3 separate regions of the Mus musculus genome follow, and regions 1 and 3 are each linked to region 2. The links are chromatin contacts, found by Hi-C or POLR2A ChIA-PET in ENCODE. All regions are on one chromosome and are shown on one strand. Each heading gives the region's core, a stretch centred on a gene start or an enhancer-like site at or near the end of the contact. The rest is flanking DNA. Distances are from core to core; before and after follow the strand shown.

Region 1 (3,691 bases), core at 943-3,442, 620 kb after region 2:
AAATCAACAAATACCAAATTCCAAATATTCGTTTTAATTAAACCAGCAATGTGGATATAAGCATTAAGTTTTAGTTTTAAAAAGGTCAATTTTCCAAACATTCAGCAATCATATTTAAATTTACAGCTAGGAACAAGAGCCTTGGGTCATGTCCTACCAAAGAACATAACTCAATATTCTACACATGACAATCTGAATAACCTTAAAGCCTCTAATCCCATAACAGGCCACAAATTTTGGACAGAGAACTAATGATCCTCCTGAGAAAACTGGAAGAAATCCAGGGAAAAGAAATTCCTGTGTCCTCCAAACTCAGAAATCTCTAATTATGTCAGTATTCTCTGCTTTAGTCCTAGGTCAGATTGCACACATCTAAAATAACCTCTTAAAGTTTTCCTCCTAGCGACCTAAACCATTATTAATATCAAATTAACCATCAAAACACTTTCCTCTCAATATGCTGCACACAAACCTCCTCCTGGAACCTCCTCCATCTGGATCCTCCCCAATCAAAAGTATAGGTATTTAACATATAAGCAAGGAAGTAATGTAAACATGACCTTGGTCACAAATATGTCATCTAAAAACAATTTAGTCAAGGTATGGAGGAAATTCGAGAACCTGAATCTTTTTAAGTATTTTGAGCACAGGAACAATTGGCAAAAGGAATCCAGGTATAGACAAAACCCAGAGCCCAGAGCTCTGGGCGAAAAATGAGTTGCTGGTGAAGACGTTACACAAGTAACATGAGAAAGCAGAAAATGCAGGTCATCCACGCACCCCTGACCCAGGCCAGCAGGGCGGGCTGCAGCATCAGTACACAGGAGAAAGATCCTTATTCCTAAGAATGAGAAAGGCAAAGGCGCCCGATAGAATAAATTAGCATAGAAGGGGCTTTCCCAGGAGTTAAAACTTTCCTTCTGAGCGATTACCTACTAAAACCAGGGCTTTTGCCCACTACCATTTACCTAGGATCTTGGCTTGCACGGATTCATAGGGGCATATCCCTCCCCCTCTTCTTTAGAGTCGTTCTTAAAAGATCGCTCTCCACGCCCTAGGCAGGGAAAACGACAAAATCTGGCTCAATTCCAGGCTAGAACCCTACAAATTCAACAGGGATATCGCAAGGATACTGGGGCATACGCCACAGGGAGTCCAAGAATGTGAGGTGGGGGTGGCGAAGGTAATGTCTTTGGTGTGGGAAAAGCAGCAGCCATCTGAGATAGGAACTGGAAAACCAGAGGAGAGGCGTTCAGGAAGATTATGGAGGGGAGGACTGGGCCCCCACGAGCGACCAGAGTTGTCACAAGGCCGCAAGAACAGGGGAGGTGGGGGGCTCAGGGACAGAAAAAAAAGTATGTGTATTTTGAGAGCAGGGTTGGGAGGCCTCTCCTGAAAAGGGTATAAACGTGGAGTAGGCAATACCCAGGCAAAAAGGGGAGACCAGAGTAGGGGGAGGGGAAGAGTCCTGACCCAGGGAAGACATTAAAAAGGTAGTGGGGTCGACTAGATGAAGGAGAGCCTTTCTCTCTGGGCAAGAGCGGTGCAATGGTGTGTAAAGGTAGCTGAGAAGACGAAAAGGGCAAGCATCTTCCTGCTACCAGGCTGGGGAGGCCCAGGCCCACGACCCCGAGGAGAGGGAACGCAGGGAGACTGAGGTGACCCTTCTTTCCCCCGGGGCCCGGTCGTGTGGTTCGGTGTCTCTTTTCTGTTGGACCCTTACCTTGACCCAGGCGCTGCCGGGGCCTGGGCCCGGGCTGCGGCGCACGGCACTCCCGGGAGGCAGCGAGACTCGAGTTAGGCCCAACGCGGCGCCACGGCGTTTCCTGGCCGGGAATGGCCCGTACCCGTGAGGTGGGGGTGGGGGGCAGAAAAGGCGGAGCGAGCCCGAGGCGGGGAGGGGGAGGGCCAGGGGCGGAGGGGGCCGGCACTACTGTGTTGGCGGACTGGCGGGACTAGGGCTGCGTGAGTCTCTGAGCGCAGGCGGGCGGCGGCCGCCCCTCCCCCGGCGGCGGCAGCGGCGGCAGCGGCGGCAGCTCACTCAGCCCGCTGCCCGAGCGGAAACGCCACTGACCGCACGGGGATTCCCAGTGCCGGCGCCAGGGGCACGCGGGACACGCCCCCTCCCGCCGCGCCATTGGCCTCTCCGCCCACCGCCCCACACTTATTGGCCGGTGCGCCGCCAATCAGCGGAGGCTGCCGGGGCCGCCTAAAGAAGAGGCTGTGCTTTGGGGCTCCGGCTCCTCAGAGAGCCTCGGCTAGGTAGGGGATCGGGACTCTGGCGGGAGGGCGGCTTGGTGCGTTTGCGGGGATGGGCGGCCGCGGCAGGCCCTCCGAGCGTGGTGGAGCCGTTCTGTGAGACAGCCGGGTACGAGTCGTGACGCTGGAAGGGGCAAGCGGGTGGTGGGCAGGAATGCGGTCCGCCCTGCAGCAACCGGAGGGGGAGGGAGAAGGGAGCGGAAAAGTCTCCACCGGACGCGGCCATGGCTCGGGGGGGGGGGGGCAGCGGAGGAGCGCTTCCGGCCGACGTCTCGTCGCTGATTGGCTTCTTTTCCTCCCGCCGTGTGTGAAAACACAAATGGCGTGTTTTGGTTGGCGTAAGGCGCCTGTCAGTTAACGGCAGCCGGAGTGCGCAGCCGCCGGCAGCCTCGCTCTGCCCACTGGGTGGGGCGGGAGGTAGGTGGGGTGAGGCGAGCTGGACGTGCGGGCGCGGTCGGCCTCTGGCGGGGCGGGGGAGGGGAGGGAGGGTCAGCGAAAGTAGCTCGCGCGCGAGCGGCCGCCCACCCTCCCCTTCCTCTGGGGGAGTCGTTTTACCCGCCGCCGGCCGGGCCTCGTCGTCTGATTGGCTCTCGGGGCCCAGAAAACTGGCCCTTGCCATTGGCTCGTGTTCGTGCAAGTTGAGTCCATCCGCCGGCCAGCGGGGGCGGCGAGGAGGCGCTCCCAGGTTCCGGCCCTCCCCTCGGCCCCGCGCCGCAGAGTCTGGCCGCGCGCCCCTGCGCAACGTGGCAGGAAGCGCGCGCTGGGGGCGGGGACGGGCAGTAGGGCTGAGCGGCTGCGGGGCGGGTGCAAGCACGTTTCCGACTTGAGTTGCCTCAAGAGGGGCGTGCTGAGCCAGACCTCCATCGCGCACTCCGGGGAGTGGAGGGAAGGAGCGAGGGCTCAGTTGGGCTGTTTTGGAGGCAGGAAGCACTTGCTCTCCCAAAGTCGCTCTGAGTTGTTATCAGTAAGGGAGCTGCAGTGGAGTAGGCGGGGAGAAGGCCGCACCCTTCTCCGGAGGGGGGAGGGGAGTGTTGCAATACCTTTCTGGGAGTTCTCTGCTGCCTCCTGGCTTCTGAGGACCGCCCTGGGCCTGGGAGAATCCCTTCCCCCTCTTCCCTCGTGATCTGCAACTCCAGTCTTTCTAGAAGATGGGCGGGAGTCTTCTGGGCAGGCTTAAAGGCTAACCTGGTGTGTGGGCGTTGTCCTGCAGGGGAATTGAACAGGTGTAAAATTGGAGGGACAAGACTTCCCACAGATTTTCGGTTTTGTCGGGAAGTTTTTTAATAGGGGCAAATAAGGAAAATGGGAGGATAGGTAGTCATCTGGGGTTTTATGCAGCAAAACTACAGGTTATTATTGCTTGTGATCCGCCTCGGAGTATTTTCCATCGAGGTAGATTAAAGACATGCTCACCCGAGTTTTATACTCTCCT
Region 2 (3,676 bases), core at 5-2,504:
TTTGAAAACCCCCTCCATACTGAGCTCTACCCCTCAACACCCTCCCCCTCGCCCCCCCCCACACACACACCAGGCCCTCCACAGGAAAGATCTAATTTTTATTCTCTTCCCACCAAATGTCTTCTCTCCACCCCTCAAACCACGTGCAAGGGACTTCACTGTTTGCCAGACGTCGCTGCCACGTACCTTAACGCTACAAGCTTCCTTCCGTAGAGAAGCCATTTCTTCTAGAGAGGAGTGGGCAGGGTGCAGAGGGGACCCCTTGGACGTAAATAGTCTCCGAGGGCTCGCAATCAGGAAGCCAGGGGAAGCGGCCTCACCCACACCTGAGCCCGAAGAGAGAGAGGACGAAGAAGAGGAAGAGGAGGTGCGACGGCGGACTGAGCTCCGAGGAGCGCGGGCCACATCGTCCCCGCGCCGGACTTTCAGACGCTGGGGGCTGCTGGCCCCTCGAGGACGCGACGCACACCTGCGACCTGGCCGGCTGGAGGGGGCCACATTGCCGGGCTCCCGGGGGCGGCTGCGCTTGCTGGGACACCCTTCCGACGTGCTGCCCCAGTGATACTTGACCTTGCGCCGCTCCGACGCCATGGGCACCTGCCAGGGACAGAGGAACGACGATTGTAGCAGCAGCCTTGGCGGCTGCTCGCCTCACACCGCCGGGAAGCCGCTAGGGCAACGGCGGGAATCGGCCCCACTGACCTTTCCCGTTCCTGTCGTCTGCCCATTCCAGTGCTACGGGCTTCGGGGACGCCACAGCGCTCCGAGAAGCGTCCGCGGGCCGAGCGCCGAGCCCGAACAACGCGCAGCCCAAGTCCGCGAGCGCGGCTGTCAACAGCGCGCCACTCCCGAGACGCCGAGGCGCTTCCGGCGCGGCGCGGCGCGGTGCAGCGGTCTGCCTTCCGAAGCCCTGCGCGGGGGGCCGAGCGCGTGCGGAGCCGCCTTTTGGGCCGCACGCGCCCGCAGGCCCCGGACGCCAAGGGCGGGCCGCGGGCGGGGTGGCCGCTCGCCTCCCGCCGCCCCGTCCCGCCCCGGGCCTGAGGGAGCCACTGGCCTCCGGAGCCGCGCGCCGGAAGTCACCTCCGCTCCTCCAGCTGACCCGGCCCAGCGCCGCACCGCGCCCTCATCCAAGGCCTCGGCCCCGCCGCCTACTTCGCAACCTCGGCGTCAGCTCCGCGGAACCTGCCCAGCGGCCGGCGGCCGGCGTGCGGCAGGGGCGGAGCCGGCGTCAGGGACGGCGCCGATTGCTCCAACGGGAGAGGGGCGTGACTTCGGGCAAGACGGAGCGCGCCTGTTGGTCCGACGTTCTGGGGCGTGCCCCTACGCCTCACGAAGCTCTGTGGTTGGTTGGGAGCGATATGTGGCGGAGCTTCTCACGTGGCCCTGGATCCGCGCGAAGGGCCTGCTGGGGACGCCCGGGAGCCGAAAATACCGATGGAGGGTAACTTGGCGGGCCTCTTGGTACCGGACGCGCGTGCCAAACATTGTCACTCACTCACCTACTCACCCATCCCCCCTCCCCCTTTTTTTTTTTTTTTTAAAAAAAACAACGCAGGAAACTGTGGCTCGATAAAAACCAAGCGACACACCCAGAAAGTGACGGAATTGGGGTTAGCAGGCACAAGCCATACACACACAAAAAACAGAACCAGGCCTGCCGGATAGACCTGTAAAACCAACTGCTCAGGAAGAAGAGGCAGGACGATTGACAAAGTCCAGCCTAGACGTTTTAGAACCTGACTACAACTAAAAAAATTTTAATAGCGGGGGGTGGGGAGAACAGAGAGGTGCCTGAAGCAGCCATAGTAGCTCACATTGGTAATTCCATTTGGGTCGCTGAGGCTGGGGAACTGCTGAGTTCGAAGCCAGTTTGGGATAGCTAATGAGTTCCGATCAACCTAGGCTTCCGAGTGAGATCAAAAGAAAAGAAAAAAAAAGAGAGAGAGAGAGAAAGAAAAGAAGAGATATAACCCCACATCAAGAGAGCCGTAGGACAGAGGATCCAGAGTTCAAGGTCACCTCCTAACTTCTTGAGACCCTGTTTCAAACCTTCCCACACCAACCCCAGAAAAGGTAATGATTGCAGCTCAATAGCAGAGCACTTACAGGAGAAGCAAGCTTTTGATCCTAATCACCAAATTACCCAGGTGTCACACAAGTCTGTAAGTAATCGCAGCCCTCTGGAGGTGTTGGAGGGGAGGGTCAGGAATTCCAGACCAGCCTGTGACACTTAAAATGCCCCCGCCCCCCAGAACCAAAACAGTAAAGAAAAGAGTTTGTCCTACTACTTCATTCCCAGACTGCTCTTGGCCAACAGCTGTGGTGGCAAGAACTAAAGGCTCTCCACACTCAGCTGGCCTTCACTTTTTTTTTTTTTTTTAATTACCCAATGCAGGAGCCAAACCCATGGAATAGCACCTCCCATACTCAGAGTCTTCTGTCTTCAGTTCATCCTCTCGGTAAACTCCCTCCTAGTCACAGCCAGAGCATATCTAACTCCTAGAGGGTTGTTAACCCAAGTTCACAGTGAAGGTTAACCATCCCAGAAGCCATCTCTATTTGTTTGTGGGGTTTTTCTTTTTTTTTTGGGGGGGGGGGTGTCGTTTTGTTGTTTTGGTTTGATTTGATTCTTTCAAGACAGGCTCTCTCTGTGAAATCTTGACTGTCCTGGAACTAGGTCTGCCAACCAGGCTGGTCTCAAACTCATAAAATTCTGCCTGCCTCTGCCTCCCAAGTGCTGGGATTAGAGACACGTGTGTGCTGCCACCACCACCTGGCAACCATCCCTATTTGTAACAGTAAAAATAAAAGCAACTTTAATATCCATGAAGGGTTATACAAGTGCCCCAAGCCCTGCAAAGGTGGCATTGCTGATAAAAACCCTCCCTAAAGTGACAATGTACTAAATCACTGGCCACAACCATGAAGTCTTAAGTTCAAATACCAGGACCCACATAAAAGCTGGCTGTACAGCAAGGGTATATACAATCTAAGCACTTCTACATCAACAGAGATGGGCCAGCTAGCCTTGTGTAACAGCAAACTAAAATACATACATACATACATACATACATACATACATACATACCTTGTGGAAGAAGGATTGAAAACCCAAGTCATCTCTTGAGCTCCATATGCACATGGTTGTGTGCACACCACATGCACATACATAAATATGCATACATACATTGTACAAACAATACATACAGAAATGAAAGCAAAAGCAAGAATCCTTGAGCCAAACATATTCGGTACACAAATTCACCCAGACACAAAATTATAAGACAGCTGCTAGATTACAAACATTTTTATTTTGTCACTATAATGGAATTCTTTTTTTAAATAGTGAATTAGAAATAGCTTTGTTAGCCGGGCATGGTGGCGCACGCCTTTAATCCCAGCACTCGGGAGGCAGAGGCAGGCGGATTTCTGAGTTCGAGGCCAGCCTGGTCTACAAAGTGAGGTCCCGGACAGCCAGGGCTATACAGAGAAACCCTGTCTCGAAAAAACAAAAAAAAAACAAAAAAAAAAAGAAAGAAATAGCTTTGTTTTACAAAACATGTTTGCAACATGACTTTTCAAAAATATATTCACTTCATAAACATTTTCTACATGGCAGAGCCATGAACTACATACCTTTTACTCCATTGAGAACACAGAACAGATACATTTTCAA
Region 3 (3,782 bases), core at 524-3,023, 650 kb after region 2:
ATGTCTTTGACAAGGATGAAAAGGAAACCTCAGCTTTTGTGTGTACCCAAACTTTTGCTAAAGTAAATTTACGTGTCATAGACATTGGTAGGTATTTCATTTCGGTGAATAAATCATCAGGAAATGCTACGATCACTTCTAAACCATATTAAACTAACGCTAAAATGTACTAAACTGAATATACATTACAAAGACATTATAAACAGCAACATAGTAAACTAGTCAATTTCATAAATTAGTACACAACAGAAAATGCAGCTACTTTAAGCAGAACAGAGTAAAGGATTCCCAAGGGGGGGAGGGGTGTCTATAAACCAGAAAAATAATCATAAAATAACCAAGACTAATTTAAATACTGTTTTGTTCAAACCTGAGCCAGACTTTCCACTGCAATATCAAAATAGATCTTTCCGCGGTCTTTGCTGATTCTGCAGGCCGACTTCAGTTTCTCTCTCACTTCCCCCGCAGCCGTTTGTTCAAAGCCAGTGGGTACAGTGGCTCCAATAGTGACTTGGAGATGCTCCGACTCACTTCTGACGCCGCTTTCTACCAGCGACACAGGCTCTTTGTTGCCATCAAGGTTCATACCCAGGCACTCTCTGGTAGCTTCTTGAGTGTCACAAGACATGATGGAGATGTTTCTAAAAGGACCAACAGTCTCTAGAGGCAATACAGGGAAGAAAAAGGGAAACAATGCCATCTCTTTTTGTATTTCAATGTACCTATCGAGTTAAAACTGTAGTATAAATAAGGGCACGGATTACAGGCAGTGAAACGTGACTAAACAAGCAATATGCAGGCTCATCAGGAGAAAAGACAAGAGTGTTTCCACTGCATGCAGTGCTTGGCTTAGGCTCATCTGTGTTGGTAAGCACCATCTTACATTTGCTAACATGAATAGAGAAGCTCCTCTGTTGCTCTTTCAGCTTAGCACTTCAGGATGTGAGGCTGTAGTGGTTCAGAGTTAAAAATTCTTGCTTCCCACACTCGCGGGTCCAGGAAGCAAGTTACTCCTGCCTAGTTTCGAACTGGAAACTAAATATATCTCTCTTTCCCAAAGACAGAAGATTTTAACGAGAACAACACAATTCTGGACTAATGATCAAAACTTTTAATGTATGGGTGAGGTATCTACTTTCCGCCATGTAGACAAGTGGGCAGTGAATTTATTAAAGATTAACTCAACTTCCACTATCTAAACAATTACAAATATCTGAAAGCCTACTATGTGGTGACGCCGAGATCCAATGACGCGCATGCTGGGGACACCTTGGAAATGTCTGAAGCTAGTAATACAGACGTCCTGTGGGAGTGTTTGTGGAGGTTGAAGGGGCTGGAGTGGTGTTACCGTGATGGAGGGCCCACACCTCCCACCAGCTTTTCAAAAGCGCCGTGGCTTAAGCTAACATCTTCCTTGTCCCTAATGCTGTGCCAACCAAGAACAGGCCACAGAGGTGAACGCGGTTCCACCGTGTCACCGTTCGCCACTGTGAACACAACTCCTACGGACAGTGTGGAGAGCAGAAGGGCTGTTCGGACCGAAGGGCAGTGGCTCTCTCACTCCCACCCTCTGCGAAGCCCAGCGAGAGTCCAGACGCTCAGCCCCAGCACCGACCTATACGAAGCCACCGCCGTCTTCCCCTGCGTCCCACCCACCCGGCCACTCCCAGCCGCGGCCAGTTACCGGCAGCAAGCACAGACCCTTCCGGTCTCCGCACCGCGAGCACGCCGCCGGAAGCCGAGGTGCCAGCCCGGAAACGGAAGTCAGGCCTCGGAGGGCACGGTGCTCCCACGCTCCGGGGTAGGCGGGGGAGTGTGCGCGGAGAGCTGTGCGCAGTTGGGTGCACTCTGACCCGGAAGAGGAAGAACGGCCGGTAGGCCGGTCACCTGCCCGGAGGGAACCACTGCGGAGGGCGCTCTCCTAGCGAGCGGATGCTCGGTTGTTCTACTTCCTCTGCCCTCAGTGTCGAGCACTGGGGTGAGACTGGGACTTGATTCCAGTCTTAAAGCCAGAGAAACCGAGGCTAAAGAGATTCTTCTCCCCCATTCCCGTCTTGCACAACACTCTTTACTTGGAATTTCTTTTTGAGATTGGAGTCTCACTATGTAGCCCTGACTGGCCTGCTCGTTTTGTCGATCGTTCTGTCCTGGAAATCACAGATATCCGCTGTCTCTGCCTCCGGGATGCTAGGACTACAGGTGTGCGCCACCATACCCGGCTTGGATTCTGCAGGGACCGGCAAGCTGTGCTGTAACTAGAGTATAGCCCCTAGCCTAGCCTGCGGTTTTCAGATCATGTTTCTCTATATATGCCAAAGGTTACATTTCCTATATTTTAGTTACATGTATTTCCTGTGTGTGTGGAGGGAGCTTGTGTGCCACACCTGAGGTCAGAGGACAACTTGGCAGAAGTTGCTTCTCTTCCACCACGTGGGTTCCAGTGATCCAGCTCAGCTAATCAGGATGGGTAGCAAGAGCCTTTACCCTCTAAGACGTCTCACCAGCCCCAAATGTAACATTTTAAAAGAGGAAACTTAGAACTCAACAGAAAGAGACAGCCGGATTTTGGGGGGGGGGGGGGAGCGATGGTGGAGAGATGGCTCAGTGATTAAGGCTTGCTTTTCCAGAGAATTCAAATTTGGTACCCAGCACCCACCCACCTCTGGCCGCTCTCAATACCTGTAACTTCAGGGGCTCTGACAGCCAAGTCTGGCTCCAAGGGCATTATGACACTGCATTGCAATCTCTCTCTCTGCCTCTCCCCTCATCCTCACCAATAAATAAATAAATAAATAATAAAAATTGTTTAAAGTTTCAGTGGTGGCAGCAGCAGCTGAGGCATGGAGCCACACTGTCCTTGTCAGCACGGACAATGAGAAAGGTAAAAACCGGATCCTTGCCTTGGATGCATCAAAGAGTTTAGGAGCAGCCAGTATCGTAGAAAGCGGCGTTGTAGTTTAGTAAAAAATAAAAAAGGGGTCTGACAAACGGCCCAGCATGTAAAAGGTGTCTGCCATCAAGCCTGGCCATCTGCATTCTATCCCCAGGACCCACACTGTGGAAGGAGAGAACAAACTCCATGGGTTGCCCCCTGACTTCCACAAGTGTACCGTGAGATCCTCACCTCCATAAATAAATGTTTGGGAGGTGGGGCAGATGGTGGGGCTTACCATCTTTAATCCCCGCACTTGGGAGGCAAGGGCAGTTGAGTCTCTGAGTTTGAGGCCAGCCTGGTCTACAGAATGAGTTCCAGGACAGCCAAGGCTGTCTTAAACAAAAAACAAAAAAACAAAACAAAAAAAGCACCTGAAAGTGTAGCCCTCTCAAAACAGCAAACTTTATTAAAGACAGTGTTAGCATAGATTTTAAGCCTAGAAATTCAGAATAACAACTCTTAGTGGCTCTGAAATTACATCTCAAATGGAAAAGAAAGCTTTATTCCTTCTTTATTTTTCATAAATGAGATTATAGGATGTTTCAGAAGTACCTTGGATGGGATTACACTCTAATAAAACCGGAAGCCACTAGGGTTGTACAAAGGGGTTAGGACATGCCCTTTACTAAATGGAGTTTCTGATGAGAGTTCTAGAAAATTATAGGTTCTGAGATGAGAAAGGAGAAAGGCCTCAAGCAGTTGCTAAGTGTTTTGGAATCTGTGATTCTCAGCTGTTGAGAGAGCGGCTCCTTTTGCTTCTCAGGTCCTTGTAATTTCTCCTTTCTATCCTGCTTTACAAAGGACTTGCATCAGAGCTTTTGGAAAAGGTACATGAAAGACCAATATA

Evidence for each region. Hi-C counts contacts between places; a loop is a spot of excess contacts on that map. ChIA-PET counts read pairs that join two places held with the same protein, here RNA polymerase II (POLR2A).
Region 1: POLR2A ChIA-PET joins it to region 2 with 10 read pairs in embryonic stem cell. The contact joins the promoter of Gt(ROSA)26Sor here to the promoter of Tatdn2 in region 2. A Hi-C loop is called at or near these places in 1 of 37 maps with a recorded cell type or tissue (T-helper 2 cell). POLR2A ChIA-PET finds 5 or more read pairs at or near these places in 1 of 5 experiments (embryonic stem cell).
Region 3: a map of regulatory T cell shows a loop between it and region 2 (4-fold over the local background). The contact joins the promoter of Thumpd3 here to the promoter of Tatdn2 in region 2. A Hi-C loop is called at or near these places in 1 of 37 maps with a recorded cell type or tissue (regulatory T cell). POLR2A ChIA-PET finds 5 or more read pairs at or near these places in 1 of 5 experiments (embryonic stem cell).

Annotation. Positions count from the first base shown.
Region 1 is chr6:113,075,745-113,079,435 of GRCm38, reverse strand. It overlaps Gt(ROSA)26Sor (gene trap ROSA 26, Philippe Soriano), which reads left to right and starts at 2,192. Exons shown (of 3, transcript NR_027010.1): 1 at 2,192-2,262. Setd5 (SET domain containing 5) reads right to left here and starts at 1,797. Exons shown (of 22, transcript NM_028385.1): 1 at 1,724-1,797.
Region 2 is chr6:113,694,628-113,698,303 of GRCm38, reverse strand. It overlaps Tatdn2 (TatD DNase domain containing 2), which reads right to left and starts at 1,254. Exons shown (of 8, transcript NM_001347356.1): 1 at 703-1,254; 2 at 187-597. The coding sequence starts at 591. Irak2 (interleukin-1 receptor-associated kinase 2) reads right to left here. Exons shown (of 13, transcript NM_172161.4): 13 at 3,278-3,676.
Region 3 is chr6:113,044,293-113,048,074 of GRCm38, reverse strand. Thumpd3 (THUMP domain containing 3) reads right to left here and starts at 1,773. Exons shown (of 10, transcript NM_008188.3): 1 at 1,685-1,773; 2 at 371-660. The coding sequence starts at 628. Gm43868 (predicted gene, 43868) reads left to right here and starts at 1,904. Exons shown (of 1, transcript NR_164179.1): 1 at 1,904-3,782.